Linked DNA regions of Homo sapiens: region 1 is linked to region 2. Evidence: chromatin loops called from intact Hi-C (ENCODE). Cell type or tissue: GM12878. All regions are shown on one strand.

Region 1 (2,500 bases), 160 kb before region 2:
CCAGATGCCAATAGGAAGATGGGTTGGAGAAACTTAGGGCAATACGTCCTTAGTGGGCCACTGAATCTTGAGGCTTTCTCCTATTCCTCAGTGGTGGGGTCACTTGATCATGCATTGTGGCCTCTCATGAACAAGCCTGTTACAATGTTTGGAAGACATAAGAACAAGGGGCTGGAATGCTCACTTCTCATGCTCCTAATGCTCTTAGGGACTTGGGGAGAGCACAGCTGGCTCATGTCTCAGAGGATCACAGGTCTCAGGGGATCACGGAGCTCTAGGACATGCTTGCAGCACTGAAAGCAAATTAAAGATGTCAGTCTTTTTTTTTTAACCATTGATTGATACAACATATCAACAATCTTTTGCTAGATTTTGCAACTTTAAAATTTAGATTTACTCAGCATCTTTTCCCTGAGCAGCATTGATGAGAGTAACACTCTTAGGAACTCTATTCATATGTCTATTTAATAAAAATGGCAACATTTAAATTAAATATGCAACAGCAATACCTGACATTCATAGATCATTTATCTGCTGGGTGTATTGCATGTGTGACCTCACTAAATTTTCCAATAGTCCTGTGAGAAAAGCTATTACTATCTCCATTTTGCAGATGGAGCAATTGAGACTTGGAGAGTTAGGGCATGCTTAAGGTCACACAACTGGTAAAAGCCGGAGCTGATGTGAACCCAAGCAGGCTGGCTCCGGGATCCCACTCTTAGCCATTATACTGCATTGCTGTGCTCAGTGCCTGCCCTTCCTTGGGGGAGGGATGCCTTTCAAGGAATATTGCAAGGACACCAGGGCAAGAGAGTCATGATGATGCTACCCCAAGCAGGACTCAGGTTATGTCTGAACCTTCCATGTAAAGCATTATAGGAGAGGATGTGTCCTTCTGTGTGAAGGTCCATTAAACCCACTTCTCTGTGCTTGGGTATGGTCAGACGTGGGTGAGGTTGGGCAGTTAGAAGAGGAGGAGCAATTTAACTTGAAGATGGTTATGGTCTAGATCAGGAAGGGAACAGTCAGCTCTCATATTAATATCAAGCCCAGACAACATCTTTAGAGCAGGGACAGACACTAAGAGACTGTGGGTGGGGAGTGAGCATAATCCTTGGACTTGGGAGAACCGGAAGCTCTGAAATGGACTTCCGCCAGCAGGGAGCTGGGTCTCGTGGACTGGACCCCTGCCGGCAGGCGGCAGTGCAGGCCTGGGCAGCCAATGCACCGGCAAGGCAGCCCCTGGGCCCTCAACATCCCTCTTCCACATCCAGGGGCCCTGAAGATGCTCATGGTGGGACTCTGGCCTGCCTGGTGCTTACTTTTGGTATTCTGCATGCCTAGCATTGCCAGATAAAACACAGGATGCCCAGTGGAATTTGAATTTCAGATAAACAATGAATACTTTTTTAGTATAAATGTGTTCCAAATATGGCATGTCCCAGCTACCCGTATTACTGAAATTTTTGTTGTTTATTTGAAATGCACATTTAACTGGGTGTCTTGTATTTTTATTTCCTAAATCTAGGTGAATGGTGAGTTTTTAAGTGAAGAAATTGCATTCCTTTTTTTTACACAGATATTTACTGATTGTCTGTGATGCGGTCAACACAAGCCCAGGGGCTGGAGACATATCAGTGAAAAGATAAGCTCCCTGCCCTCATATAGTTTATATTATCGTGTGTGTGTGTGTGTGTGTGTGTGTGTGTGTGTGTGTGTGTGTGTGTGTGTGTAGGGGAGAGGTGAGATGGGAGAGACATAAAATAAACATGTATGAATCTGATGATTTCAGATAGTGATGTGAGGGAAAATAAGAACAGAGATGTAATTGAGGTTGGTTATGGGTGGCATGGGTGACTAATTTAGTTGGAGCTGAGAACTGTGAAAAATTGGAGACAGAGTTTCAGGTAGCTAGAAAAGAGAGACATAGAAAGGACGAGAAGGAAGGCCACTGCAGCTGAAGGGAAGAAAGAGAAGGAGCAGATGTGAGGTGAGGCTGGGGAGGAAGCAAGGGCCAGATCGTTTGCAGATGTTACAGGCCTGGGAAGGAGGTCCAGCTGTCATCATCTGATGTACATTTTATGAAGAACTGGAGAATGGATTGTCCAGGGACAAGAGCAGAAGCAAGGGGGCCAGTTAGTGGGTTATTGAAGCAGTCCCTGTAAGAGATGATGGTGTTTATAGAAGGTGGTTGCAGTGGAGATGGAAGAAGTAGATGGATTGGAGATATATTTTCATGGTAGAACTGACAGGTCTTACTGATGAAGTGGATGTAGGGAAAAAGGGAAATGAAGGACCTTCTAGAAATACTCCTAGGAACACTCCTGCATTTTGGGGAGTGAGTTAGTCAGTGTTCTGTTTTTCACAGCAGTGCCTCCCAACTGTTGTCATATTGATGGCTTACATGGAAAACTGTATTTGTAGTGCTCCTGACTGGGAGGGGCTGGCTCAGGGGCTCCAGCCACCCCAGGTACATGGGCACTCTGAACACTATCTCAGC
Region 2 (2,500 bases):
ACATATGATTTGCAAATGTTTTCTCCCATTCTGTGGGTTATCATTTCATTTTCTTGATGGTGTCCTTTGAAGCATAAACAAGTTTAATTTTGTTGAAGTCCAACTTATCAATGTTCTATTTTATTGCTTGTGCTTTTGGTGTCACATCTAAGAAATCAGTGCTTAACCCAAGATCATGAAAATTTACTGCTATGTTTTCTTCTAAGGGTTTTACAATTTTAGTTTTTACATTTAGGTCTATGATCCACTTTGAGTTAATTTTTGTGTGTAGTGTCAGTAGGAGCCTGTGAGAGAAAAGATGATATGTTGATCATAATGGCCTGGGGCTGGGCGTGGCGTGGGGTGTGGTGTGGTGTGACAAAGCAGTGGGCATGCCAAGCCCTGTTAGGATGGTCAGCACTAGGCAGAGAGATTGCTGTGAGAGAGCAGAACTGCTACGGTGGGACTTGCAAGTTCCAGAAATGCTTTGAGTACTAATCTGCCCCTTCCTAACCTACCTTTTTTCCACTTTATCTCCATGCTAAATTTGTGTGATTATTTTTATTTCTACTTCACAAGTGAAAAAAACTAAAGCTCTGAGACATCAATTAACTTGGCCAAATTTGCATAGCTAATAAGTAGTAGAGCCAGGACTGACATCCAAGTCATCATATTCTAATTCCTACACATCATGCAAGAAAGCCTGAAGGACAAGAGAGAACTGACCTAATTGAGAGCAGGGATATCATCTGAGACCCTCTTCCCTGACCCCATTTTCTGTCAAAGAAACCCCTGTGCCCCCTGGAATTAGAGGCAGTTATATCTGATTTTGATTTTCCTTATCTTCTAATAATGTCTTAACAGGACTGTCTGTGAAAGAGAGAACAGGGCTCTACAACCTGGGTTTTCCAGCCTCACTACATACTTCCTCTGAGCCTTTGAGGTTTTTGTATAGCTCCCACTGTGCTTTTAACACAGTGTCTCCCAGAAGACAGTAGTACACGGCTGAGTCTGATACCTGGACTGAATATTTCACAATGGGGGAGTTTTTGTCTTTAATATTTCCGCCTCCGAAGTTTTTGCTGTTTTCCATTGTCTCTCTCTGAAGAAGCTGCAGAGGTTTGCTGGGGTATTCCACATACCAGAAAAGGGTAGGGTACCCCGTGGATGTGTATGTGCAGTTCATAGTCACAGATGCTCCCTCCGAGACGGTTATTTGGCCCGTCTGCTTGACTGAATTGCTGCTGGTTCCTCCTGTAGGGGGAAAAAAGTACTGATTTTATGGGTTTGGCCAGAGTTGTTGTATCTTTTGGAGAAGTATTTATTATTTTGAAATAATACAAAAAATTTTAATAAAATGTACTTACCAAACATTAAGATCAGAATTAGAAAGTCCAGAGAGGAGTTCATTGTTAGTGTCTCTGGCCTAGCAGAGGGCATCACTGTTGAAGTGAGGATTCACAGTTGTACTCAGAATTCATGCATAAATTATGATTTCACTGGTGAATAGCACCCCCAAGTGGCAAGTTAATGAACAGGTTATAAGACGTCATCTGCCTCTCAGTGTTCTGCAGTGTGTCCTCACTACTGTCCTCATTCTTAAGAGTCATGTTGGGTGTGAGGTGGTCTTTTTGTGCAAAGGGGACTCACCACACTCCTAAGTCTGTTATCGCTACAACACTTATTCTAAGGGAGAATAATTTCCACTAGAACTTAGACATCACAACATGTCAGTATTTTAGACAGTTGTTTCAATATTTTCAGTTTTTACAAACAACATTGTGATAAATCTATGCTTACATAAACCCTCTTCATACGTCTAATTATTTCCTTAAAACATGGTCCACTGAACACACATTGTGACCAAATGCCGAATGGTGAGATGTTAAAGTCAATATCTGGGGGAAGCTAAAGCTGAATCTGAATATCAAAAAATAGAATTAACTTCAACAATGCAAGAATAAATATGAAATTCTATCTAAAATGTAATTATTATTATAATTGTGTTAACAAAGACTTAGCATTCACATTTCAAAGTTTAGCTTTACAGTAAAAGAGCAGTAACCTCTCAGGACTGTCTATTGTTTGATTGCTCCTGTTATTACCATCTTTCACATTTGCAATATTCTTCACTGAAAACGGTAGTGAATCAAGATATTTTTGGTTCTCTCTTCTAGAAAAGGGTAGTGCTGAGGGTACACTTATTCCTTTTTTATCTGGACTTGAAGATTTATTTGATAATGATGGTGTAATTCAATTGAAGTCATTTTGCAAAGTCTACTTAACTTTGTTCTTTTTTTTTTTTTTTGACTGCTTTTTTTTTCCTGACTGCTCTTTTTTTTTTTCTCTTTTTTTCTTCCTCAGTCCTGGCATAATTTTATCTGGTTTCTCAGAAATGGAAATATTTCTCTTCAAATATGCAATCTTGCACTTAGACTAGAAGTGGCTTGGCTTACAGTTGAGTATTTGCAGTCTTTATTTCTGGTTACATAGTAAATGGCTCAAGACTCATGGTGCCATA

What was found. Hi-C counts contacts between places; a loop is a spot of excess contacts. Peaks named below come from ENCODE experiments on the same cell type or tissue, not always from the same donor. Only the 100,000 strongest peaks of a DNase experiment are listed, where the experiment ranks them.
Region 1: a loop joins it to region 2, with 8 times the contacts of the local background. A loop is called at or near these places in 39 of 110 quality-filtered maps.

Annotation. Positions count from the first base shown.
Region 1 is chr14:22,470,400-22,472,899 of GRCh38, reverse strand. The region is part of intron 2 of TRD-AS1 (TRD antisense RNA 1); the gene reads left to right. It also overlaps TRA. Among named protein-coding and RNA genes, the nearest start is that of TRD-AS1, 11 kb to the left of the region's middle. RefSeq lists enhancers at 706-1,205, 1,027-1,321, 1,206-1,707. In GM12878, a CTCF peak has its summit at 1,191 (motif pointing right); no DNase peak of the experiment used is centred here; H3K27ac peaks cover 289 bases.
Region 2 is chr14:22,313,379-22,315,878 of GRCh38, reverse strand. It overlaps TRA and TRAV40. Among named protein-coding and RNA genes, the nearest start is that of TRD-AS1, 170 kb to the left of the region's middle. In GM12878, a CTCF peak has its summit at 1,500 (motif pointing left); a DNase peak (open chromatin) is centred at 1,478.